Regions from separate parts of the Mus musculus genome. Here region 2 is linked to region 1. The links are chromatin loops, found by intact Hi-C in ENCODE. Cell type or tissue: heart. All regions are shown on one strand. Each heading gives the region's core, and the rest is flanking DNA. Links, peaks and the distances in the headings are about the cores only.

What was found. Peaks named below come from ENCODE experiments on the same cell type or tissue, not always from the same donor. Only the 100,000 strongest peaks of a DNase experiment are listed, where the experiment ranks them.
Region 2: it touches region 1 in a loop (2.0-fold over the local background); 2 of 42 quality-filtered maps call a loop at or near these places.

The regions. Positions count from the first base shown.
Region 1 is chr14:50,927,752-50,933,602 of GRCm38, reverse strand. Pip4p1 (phosphatidylinositol-4,5-bisphosphate 4-phosphatase 1) reads left to right here and starts at 2,754. Exons shown (of 7, transcript NM_001033271.5): 1 at 2,754-2,990; 2 at 3,279-3,469; 3 at 3,913-4,019; 4 at 4,296-4,401; 5 at 4,545-4,597; 6 at 4,692-4,782; 7 at 5,566-5,851. The coding sequence starts at 2,828. The coding sequence ends at 5,709. In heart, for the core only: a CTCF peak has its summit at 2,310; a DNase peak (open chromatin) is centred at 2,582; H3K4me3 peaks cover 2,803 bases; H3K27ac peaks cover 2,137 bases.
Region 2 is chr14:51,014,718-51,020,568 of GRCm38, reverse strand. No RefSeq gene overlaps it. Among named protein-coding and RNA genes, the nearest start is that of Rnase10, 9.7 kb to the right of the region's middle. In heart, for the core only: no CTCF peak of the experiment used is centred there; a DNase peak (open chromatin) is centred at 3,138.

The DNA of each region.
Region 1 (5,851 bases), core at 269-5,268:
ATTTACTTTCATTTGATTTCTAGTCTACACCCTGTATTTGATCTGTAACAAAAACATCACCTAGAGGCCAAATGACAAATGAATAAATGAATGAACAGTAGATAAATACATAAACCATTTATTCTCTCTCTCTCTCACACACACACAAACTCATTTATTCTACTTTGACCCTTCAGAGTATAAAATGGGTTCTTTCCTCCCTACATTGTTTTGGTGGCAGGAATGCATACTAGGATTGAAATCCCGGGCATAATGTGTGCTAGGCAAGTGCTTCACCACTGAAATATGTCCCCAGTTCTACTTTTAACTTTTTTTGTATAGCTAGAACCGGATATAAGTTATCATAAAACACAACTTTAGTGAAGATGGAGGTATCGTATCACAAAAGGATAGATTTGGGGGGCTATATATAGCAAGGGCCCAAATAGCGAAACCTAACCTAATTGAGAGTCTATAGCAGAAATCAGCAAGAACAGCAAACTGGCCTGTTGTCTGCAGAGCTGTGACTCATTTTTTAAGTATGTGCTGGGGAGTGTTGGGGTTGTTGAAGACAAGTCTGATGGTAGAAACTAATCTGAAAAAAAAAAAAAACCTGTGTCTAAAACTATCAGAACCTAGAATCAGGCATGGTGTCTCAGGCCTTTGAGGAGAGGTGGGACTTGCCAAGAATTTAAGACCAGCCTAGTTCAAGGATGAGACCCTATTTAAAAAAAAAAAAAATCAAACCAAAACAAAAAAGCCTCCATTTACAATTTCTTTGCTGAAGACAAAAATTAAGCAAAGTCTAAAGACGTTCATCTACCAAATATGACAAAACTATCTTTGGATTTGAGTCACTAGCTGAATCAATAAACACATGTGTATATATCTGACAGGTCAGTATACATCAATTGAGTAAAATGATGCACTTCCCTTCCATCGGTGGAGAGAGACACTAATAAAAGATAATTTTCATTTCAGCAATGGAGGTATTTAGATCAGTTGTGGATCACTGTAGTGGCCTCCATCTGCTCTGAGGAAAGGCTGCTTCTTTAATGGTGTATTTGAGAGAGAGAGAGAGTGTGTGTGTGTGTGAGGGGGGGGAGCAGGCAGACGTGTGGATACATATATATAGGTATTTATTTAGAATGCTGTTCAGAATTTTAGTGTTTTAGGAGGGCAGCAGCAGTGGGTTTTCTCCTAGGGCCCATGACGTCACCAGCCACAGTAGTTGACAAGGTTGACAGAAGCACACCATCCCAGGCCTAAAGTCCAGCAGGTTACCCTTGAGATGAAGTGCCACACTATTGAACCCACTCTTGCTGGGCTGGCCATTGTGATTTGTAGGGGGTTTTAGTTGCTTTTCTCCCATGGCAGCTTCCGTAGACAGCACTTGCACACATGCTTTGAGAGGGGCTTTCAGGTTGGTTCCAACCTTAACCCTTGTAGAGACACTTGTAGAATTAATTATAATTTTACAGCTATGCTTAGAGGCAAATGCCTGTATTCTCAATTACCCGGGAGGTTTGCGAAGAATCACCAAATTCCAAGCCAGGATCTTGTCTCAAAACTAAAGACTGTGGATGTAGCAGTGGTAGTACAGCACATTTTCAGAATTAAAAAAAAATTATTATTATTATCTTTTTTAGGCGCTGAAAGGGAACCTAGGGCTTCCAGCATGGTTACCATTAAGTTCACCAGATAGCATCACCATAACCATCCTACAGGAACAGTCTCTCATTTCCGTTTGTGAGTCAAATCGGACTCAAACTCATGATCCTCTTGCTTTAGCCAGCCTCAGACTCAGCATGCGCACTAGGCTTTTAGACAGTCTTCATATAGCTCAGGCTGGTCTCAAACTCTTAGCCAAACCCGAATGTCTGATCCTCCTGTCTCCATCTTCCATAGTCTGGGATTACAGCCCTACACTGTGACCTTCTGTTTTTTTAACTTTGGACGTTTTTATTTTATATATATGTGTGTGTGCCCACGCACTTAAGCCACGTGTATGTAGCTGCCGGGTGCACAATCTCCAGGAGGTAGAGTTACAGGTAGCATCGGCCCTAGGACTCAAACTAGGCTCCTTTGAAAGAGCAGAAAGTTCCCTTAACCGCTAACGCATCTTCCCAGTGCCCCGCCCTCTTGTATTCTGATCCTCCTTGTGTAGTTCAGTGTTTCTCTCCGCTACCCTGGAATTCCCTTTCCTAACTCATCTCCCCAAGTGTTGCATTTACAGGCATACGCAACCACATCACCACTACTCGGGGGCCTTGTGCCAAGTCAGACAAGCGTGCTAAGCCCTCAAGCTCCCGGTGGCTTTTCGATTCTTGTCCAGGTTTTAGGGCGGTTCCCGCGGCCCAGGATACCAGCCCTGCCAGCCAGAAGGCAGCCGCCCTCACGTTCTGGCGCTAAATTTGGGCCAATAGGGTTACGTCCCACGGGAGACTTGGGCCCAATGAGGAGCGACTCACGCGACAGGCTGCGCACGTGACGCGTGCGGGGCAGCCGCCCACCTGGGCCGGAGGTAGCGCGACCGCCCCACTTCCAATCGCTCGCACAACTTCGAGTCACGTGCAGTGTTTACGGACTCAGCAGCTACGGGAAGACCATGTGACAGTGACGTGACACGTCTCTCTCCAATGGAGAAGGGACGCTCCCTTACAAACCGGGAACTGTTTCAGGTCCACGAATGACAGCGCAGAGGGGCGGGGCCAGCCTGTCACGTGAGCGGGGCGGCACTGGCTGCGGGCGAACGCGGCGCGCAGGCGCCTTAGGGACCCGGTAGCGACGGCGGCGGCGGCGGTGGCAGCGGCGGCGGGAGCTGGTCGCTGACCGAGCGGGAGTCGCCATGGCGGCAGACGGAGAGCGCTCCCCGCTGCTCTCCGAGGCCGGCGATGGCGGCGCTGGTGGCAACGGCTTAGCGGGCCCGGGCGGGAGCGCGACCGGGCCCGGTGGAGGCCTGACGCCCTCCGCACCTCCGTACGGAGCCGGTAAACATGCCCCGCCCCAGGGTAAGCCGGAGGTCTGAGGTGCACGCAGGCCTAGGGGCGGATCGGGTCAGGGGGCGGAGCCTGCTTCCGCGCCAGGTGTGGCCCCGTGGCACCTGTCACGGGGCGAGGCATCCTCGGTCCGCAATCACTGCCTAAGCCTGGCCTGAAAGCGGGTTTTGAGGAAACTGATCTGAGCGCTTTTTTTGTGAGCAGCGGATCGAGCTTACTCAGAGGGTTCCCCACGTCCGTGGAGCATCCGTGGGAAGTGTTCGAATGATGATTTTGGGTTTATCTGCTTCCTCTTCGTAGCATTTCCCCCGTTCCCTGAGGGACATCCAGCCGTGTTGCCTGGAGAGGACCCACCCCCCTACTCACCCTTGACTAGCCCGGATAGTGGGAGTGCCCCCATGATTACCTGTCGCGTCTGTCAGTCTCCGATCAACGTGGAAGGCAAGATGCATCAGCATGTAGTCAAATGTGGTGTCTGCAACGAAGCCACTGTGAGTTATAACTATCTGCAGAATGGGCCTTGTTTCCTGGATCCTCTTTCTGGTTCAACACCCTGTTCATGAAACTTTCAGTTCCTGCATCTTGCAGCAGCCATTTCTTTAGAAGCCACTCACTAAAAATAACGTTCACCAAGCTCTCACTTTTTGATCTTTCCTGGACCTGAAGTGTAGTTCTCACTGGCAGTTGTTGCAGTTGCTTTTGATTTTTGTATTTTGGGGTTCTCTGCTTTTCTGAGACGATCTCACAATGACCCGGGTTCCCATCAGACTCTGCAATCTTCCTGCCCCAGTCTCACAGGCACACTCTACTCTGCTGGCAACATTTGTATATCTCAAATGTCTGATTCTCTTTCTCAGTAATGTCCTTGCAGAGGACTGGGATAATGGGCTTCTCTGCTGAAATGCCCATTGTTCCTTTATTCATTGTTCTCTAGCCCATCAAGAATGCACCTCCAGGAAAGAAGTATGTCCGATGCCCCTGTAATTGTCTCCTTATCTGCAAAGTGACTTCTCAGCGGATTGCCTGCCCTCGGCCCTACTGGTAAGAGACCTAAGAAGAGAAGGCCATATGTAAGGAAAGTTGTAAAGCAATAGGGAAACAAACAAACAAAAAAACAAACAAAAATCTAGAGCTGGGCAAGGTGGTGCATGCCTGTGTTCAATCCCAGCACCTGAGAAGTGGAGGCAGGAAGGCCTGTGTAGTAGCACCTTGAATGTCTAGTCATCCTGCCTACACCTCCTAAGTGCTGGGATGCAGTGTGTCATCAGATCCAAATAGAACTAAGAATTTTAAAAACATACTTTTCCCCCTGTATAGCAAAAGAATCATCAACCTAGGGCCTGTGCATCCAGGACCTCTGAGTCCAGAGCCACAGCCAATGGGTGTCAGGGTCATCTGTGGACATTGCAAGAACACGTTTCTGGTGAGGAGGGATATTGGGAAACCCTGGAGGAGGCAAGTACTAGGAATAGTAGTAAATCCTGAAAAGAATTTCCTCCTCCCCCCTGCTTTCGGGTTCTCATGGAGGAGAGCCTTCTTTCTATGGCTGTTCTTCTTTTTCCATAGTGGACAGAATTCACAGACCGAACCTTGGCACGATGCCCTCACTGCAGAAAAGTGTAAGTGGTTAGGGATTGTACTGGTGACTGGGTGGTGGGTGGCATAAAATCAACAGGGCTATTCCAAATATCAGTTTCTATTGGCTCCCCACAGGTCATCTATTGGGAGACGATATCCTAGGAAGAGATGTATTTGCTGCTTCTTGCTTGGTTTACTCTTGGCAGTCACTGCCACTGGCCTTGCTGTGAGTAGCCTCAATGCAAACCTCTTACCAGCCTCATCACAGGCTAAGATTTGAGAAGGTGATACCTTAAAGAATGGTGAGAGAGCTGGTGTTGGGTTCTGTCCCTGTAATCAAAGAATACAGGCAGTTCTAAGGTAGCCCAGGCTACATAGCAAGACCCCATCTATAATACAAAATGAGGGAGTAGGTTGTTGCCAGCTGCAAATGTGGCTTAGCTGGTAAAAGTATTGGCCTAGCTTGCATGAACACGATCATCCAGCACCACACAAACTGAGCAGAACTGAGCATGGCGGTGCAAGCCTGTGGTCCCAGTACCTAGGAGGTAGAGGCAGGAGCATAGAATTTCAAGGCCATTGACTATAGGATTTGAGGCTGTGCAGGGTACCAACATGAGACCCTTGCCTTATAAAATAAAAACCTAAAATGAGTCTGGTGATAGGATGTAGGGGGAGTATACTTTTAGGTAGAGGTGAACTAAAGTTAAAATTCACTAATAAACTAAGAAGCTAAACAGTGTCCCCACTCTGGAGAAAGAAATGAGTTATCAGCAATCCTGGTTCACTCAGTAGATGTGAGAAATGCTGGCAGATGCCTGGGATGGCAGAGTACTTTACTGCTTAAGGGAAGGAAGCACTAAACCACCTGATCTTGGAAAGACCCCTGAAGGTGTTACAAGTGATTGGGGTACAGAGACAGAAGTTTGCATTGCATTACTGTTTCTAGGACTTTGAAATAGTAGATACCAAAAGTAACCTCATCTTTTTCTTCTTCCTCATCTGTCAGTTTGGTACATGGAAGCATGCACAGCAATATGGAGGGATCTACGCAGCCTGGGCATTTGTCATTTTGTTGGCTGTTCTATGTTTGGGTCGGGCCCTTTATTGGGCTTGTATGAAGGTCAGCCATCCTGTCCAGAACTTCTCCTGAGCCCCTTGATGCAGTCTGTGCCTGACCGCTGCCTGGTACCAACAGTAACACTACAAAAGGCTCTCTGGACTTCTACAAGGAAGCCAAACAGCTGCCTCCCTTTTCCCTGGGGAGAGGTAGGAAGGAAGCAGTCCCTTCCTTC
Region 2 (5,851 bases), core at 477-5,476, 87 kb before region 1:
TGTGCTTCTCTAAGTCTCAGAAACCCGGAAGGGGGAGGGGAGGGCTGCCTCTGCCCTTTGTTCTCAACACTTGTACAACTTTCAGAGTGTGTTCACGTGGTAAATAGATCAGTATGAGTTTACACATAAATTTAGGTCATAAATTAAATAAGAAGTTTATAACAGAGAATGTCTGTATACATATCCACTAGGAACAGTTATCGGCTCCTACCTTATAGGTTCATAGGAAGATAAATACCACGACTAAGCTGTCCTTGAAGTTTTATATAGATAAAACAAGTCAATATCTTTTTTCCTTTTCCTTCGAGACAGGTTTTCGCTGTTTAGCCCTGGCTGTCCTGGAACTCACTCTGTAGACCAGACTGACCTCAAACTCAGAAATCCACCTGCCTCTGCCTCCCAAGTGCTGGAATTAAAGGCATGCCACTGCCCAGCTCCCAGTCAACATATTATCTTCTGTTTTTACACCTGTGGTCCTGTGGTATATATCTTCTTTATGACCTTCAGTTAATGGTTTTTTATAACCCCTTGGAATGTGCCCTAAGTTGTTTTGTTTGTTTTTTGTTTTGTTTCTGAGACAGGATTTCTTTGTGTAGCCCTGGCTGTCCTGGAACTCACTCTGTAGACCAGGCTGGCCTTGAACTTGGAGATCTGCATGCCTCTGCCTCCCAAGTGCTGGAATTAAAGGTGTGCGCCACCACTGCCCAGCGTGTGCCCTAAGTTTTAAAAGTCCATTGTTATCTCAGAAACAATAAGCAGTTCTGTTATAAAACATCCTCGAATATCTCTGTTTGGTGTTGGCATTCAGAAACAAAGGTGACCTTAGCATGCTAGTTGCAGAATAAATGTTCATTGGTTTTGCATACTACCTGAGTCTGGAGTCTTCCTTCAGTGAATTTTGAACCCTTACAGGGATATTAAATTATGTTCTAACCAGGGAACAGCCCAAAGCTGTGGCTAGCTTATGGCCTAGGTATTTGTAAAAAAATATTTGACTCTCAGAGTCATTATTCTAGGAGCCTGGGGCCAGGAGGAAAAACTTGGATTTTACAGACTCTGGTCATGCCCATGAAGAGGGAAATACTTCTGGGCATGCTCAGAAGGAAGAGGTATTTTCTTCCAATTCATGCTCACTCTCCACACACTGGAGTGGCTCTGGTAAGTAAAAACAATACCCCCTTTTCTCTCTTTAAGGGAGGTATACCCAGCAGCCTCAAGATCTGAAAACTTTTCAATATCATTCATGGTTTATGTCTTCTTTTCAACTAAAGACCTGTATAACTGAAAAACTGAGAAAAACCTCAGGCTTTCATTAGTCTCTTTGAGACTGTCTTTATATATATATATTTTTTTTTATTTATTTATTTACATTCAAATGTTATCCCTTTTCCTCATTTCCCTCCCTCTCAAAAACACCCTATTACATCCTCCTTCCCCCTGCTTCTATGAGGGTGTTCCTCCACCCACTCACCCACCCACTCCCACCTCCCTGCCCTCAATTCCCCTATACAGGGGCATCTATCAAGCCTTCATAGGACCAAGGGCCTCTCCTCCTATTGATGCATGACAAGGCCATCCTCTGCTACATATGCAGCTGGAGCCATGTGTACTCCTTTTACACCCACCAGCCACCTGGGATGAAAGCCAACAGCTCCAGGTCACCTACTTTATGGCTGAAGATTGGGACAAGACCCTGTTTGAAGATAGACAAGATAATCTCTGGCTATGTGGTAGTGGCTCACACCTTTAATCCTAGCACTTGAGAGACAGAGACAAATACCTGAATTTGAGGTCAGTCTGGTCTGCAGATTGAGTTCCAGGACAGCCAGGGCTACACAGAGAAACCCTGTCTTGAAAAAAGAATGAGGAGGAGGGGAGGAGGAGAAGGGAAGGAAGGAAGGAAGGAAGGAAGGAAGGAAGGAAGGAAGGAAGGAAGGAAGGAAGGAAGGAAGGAGGCAAAGGATCACCTAAGGACAATGCATCCCCCAAAAGAGCAGATTTTCCCCTTTCTGACTAGGACCCCAATACCAACCAAGAAGGCTCTGGTCAATTTCTGCCAGCTCTTGTTAGAAGGATTGAAGGCAGCTGTAAAGGGGCAGGGTTATACAAGAGTCCCAAGAATCACCTTATGTATTCCTGGAGCACTCTCATTGACTCAGATGTGCCAGAAAACCAGTGAGCAACCAATATTGATTTTGTTATATAGTGAGTCCCAGTTATTAGAAAGGAGCCTAAGAAGTTAAAAGCATTTAAGGGTATGAATAGGTCTCAATTATTGGTGATTAAGCAAACTGTTTACAATAACTGTGATTCTGTAGATGGAAAATTTTTTGACCAAGGAGTAGTAACACTGCTCAGCGAGACCCATAAAAGTGATCCCAGAGGGGTTAGCCAGAGACACTTCAAAAGGAAGAGCTAGAAGGACCAATGTACTTATTGTAAACAAAAAAGGCACTAGAAGAATAAATGCCCAAATCAGAAGAGGGAAGAAGGACATCCTTCTTCATTTGGATGAGGACTGATAAGGTCAGGGCTCCATTCCACTGAGCTGCCAGGAGCCCAGGGTAACATTAAAGGTAGGGGGCAAGTTTGTTAAAATCCTGGTAGACACAGGAACAGCCCACTCAGTTCTGACAGTGACCCTGGGATCAGTGTTGTCTCTATACACAGCCATGCAAGGGCAACTAGACAGACTTCTCTCCTTCCCTCCATGGCTCTCAGATGGTGGGCTTGGGACAAAGTATTATGACCAACTCTTTCATAGCCATTCCAGATTGCTCGGTCCCCTAATTCAGAGATACTTACTACAAAAACTATGGGTCACCACATCCTTTAGAAAGGCCAAAGCTCACCTTACTTTGAATCCTATTCAGTCCCCAACCCATATTTTTATGATCTAACCCCCTATTAGAGAAATAAGTCCTCCAACCAAGTATGTTACCCAAAAACGCCACTAAAACTTCAGAATACCTGGCAGATTCTTTTTCTGCCAGTTGGCCAACTTGTTTTCAGGCAGTTGCTTCTGCAGCCATACTAGTGAAAGAAGCTGACAATCTGCCCTTGGGCCAGGAATTATTCTTTGTTTGTTTGGCAAGGAGGCATGCTTAACCACCTCCCACTCTGTAGAGCTTCCCCTCGCCCCACCCCCTGGAATTTTGAAGACATCGGTTCCAACAGATGTGCTTGGCAAGTATATTTAGCAGGGCTGTGATTTTGCCAACTGCAGATAGTTTCTGTGATTCTGTGTGATGTTTGGAATTCTGTGGACTTTTCAGAGGGTCTATAAATACTAGGGCCTGGTAGGTAGGTTGTTGGTTGCTGTTGGTCACAGTTTGTTATGTAGTCGTGTACAAAAAAAGAGAAGAAGAAACAACAATAAGAAGAAATTAAATATCTGGATGGCGATGATCATAATTGCCCCCAAGGAACTTAATGCCCCTAGTCAACAGGAAGTAGTCTAATAGTAATGTTCCCCCTTTCTGACCCTGAATTTATTCAGGGATCTTTTCCCTTTCTTCTCTGTCCCCTTTTCTCTCTTATGTATTGTTGGAGGTTGAAAGGGCAGAAGAAAAAGGGTAGAAGAAAAAACCCACAAAGTAGCCAAAGATCATTGAAAGAGGTCAGTATTCAAGTAGGCATAGGCTGAGCACATTTGGAAAGTCCTATTTCCTATCTGGAAGTCCAGGTAGTCTTCTTAGCAGAGGTTGTTCTTCATGAAACAAGGTGGTCTTTGGATTGCATTGGGCAAAACTTGTTCCTTCTATGCCAACCAGTTAGGGGTAATTATAGAAAGTTTAGTGATGGTCAAAAATAATGTTAAGGAAAAAAAAGACACTAAGAATCTTCAAACAGGTGTCAACCTTTATTCTCCTGCTCCCAGTACTCTACTAGTGCCATTGCTGTGCCAATAGTACTTTTGGGCCTACTCCTCATTATAGGACCTTACTTATTCAACTTCTTTCTTAGTCAGTCAGTGTTTTATTGCTGCAAAGAATCACCATGACCATGGAAATTCTTGTAAAAGAAAACCTTTAATTGGGGCTTGCATAGTTTCAGAGGTTTATTCCATTACTATCAGAGACCAGGGCAGCAGGCATGTCAGGAATAGTGCTGGAGAAGTAGTTGAGAACTACATCCTGATATTCAGGAGAAAGAGAGAGAAAAAGAGAGAGAGACAGAGAGAGAGACAGAGAGAGAGACAGAGAGAGAGAGAGAGAGAGAGAGAGAGAGAGAGAGAGAGAGAGAGAGAGAGACTAGACCTGACATGGGCTTTTTGAAACCTCAGAGCCCACCTGGAGTGACACACTTTCCTCCAACAAGACCACACCTACTAATCCTTATAATCCTTTCAAATGGGGCTATTTCCTGGTGACCAAACATTTAATATATGATTTTATGAGGGGCATTCTTATTCAAAAGACTACAACAGTATTTGATGATAGGCCTCTAATAGTGGCAAATGGTTGTTAAAATCTGATATTTAGTATTTATTTTCTTGTCATACTTTTCATTTGAGAGGTGCAGAATCACACAGGAACATTCTACAAAGGAAGTGGTTTGCAGTTCTTAAAACTGTCAGAGTTATAAATCAATGAGAATTTAAGGAGCTACATTTGGCCCAACAGCAAACAGATTAAACTCCCTGGAGGAAATATACAATTCTGATATGATCCTTTTGCTATGGATATTGTATGGATAATCTTGAATAGCATCTGAATTACATGGCAACAGAGGTAATATTGTCAGCCTGGTTTGAATGGTGCCTTTATGGTTCTGATTTAGAATGTCATATTATAATAAGAAAGATATATATTCAGTTGGGGGCACATTAAGCTACTGTGCCAAAATAATTGTTTATACTTCTTGAAAGTTTTCTGTGTTTGCAATATTGCAAACATTTCAAGTTTGCACTTCAAAAGTTTAAGGCAAAACTATACATAATATCTTACCTTAATCTTATTTTTGAAGGTGTATATGCATGCATAAAAGTGATTAATTTTGAATAATATCTCCAATTTTCCAAATTCTCTACAATAAATTTTGTTGTTTTTTTTTCTCCTTGGGAAAAATTATAAAATACAGCCAGCCAGGTGTGGTGGTGCACACCTTTAGTCCCAACACTTGGGAGGCAGAGACAGGTGGATCTCTGACATTAAAAGACATTACAAATTATAATATAAAAATAAAACTTAAATAATGAATTGATTATTTTATCACTGATGCGTTTTGATAACTGTCTTTCAGGAATTTTGTATATGAGTATATACACAATATTTTAATATAATTTTTAGGATTTTGAGATTATAGCATAATCACATAATTTCCCCTCTTCCATTTTGTAAGCCGCCTGCGGCCACACTAACTGGGTTCCTGAGTGGGAGGCCGGAGCAGTATGGAAGGAAATGGCAAGAGAAATAATGGAGGCCAAGACAAGTTTCTGTTCAAGGCCCCCCAAAGTTTACTGAGAGTCCGTGCTTATAAAGAGGGTAGGCCCATCCCCTGCCAGCCCATTCTTGGTGCCTGGAGCCAGCCCATAGGTGATCTACAGGGTGTGTCTCCAGAACATCTCAAGGATCTTTCATCAGGAAGCAGAGTCTTCGATTTCTCCTGAGTAAATAGCGCCTTCAAGGTCAGAAGGCTTTACCCTAGGTAATCTCCTTCTTAGTGGCAGCAAGGTCAAAGTCTGGATCAGTCTGCTTCCAGGCTGAGGGAGGCTACACCATTTCTTCCCTCCAACCTCTTTCATGTGCTCTCTGCCTTTCTTTCAGATGTATAGCTTCTTTTTATTAATTGTTGTTATATATGTGTATGTTGTGTATATATTTGCTTATATAAGCAAATAAGTAAATAT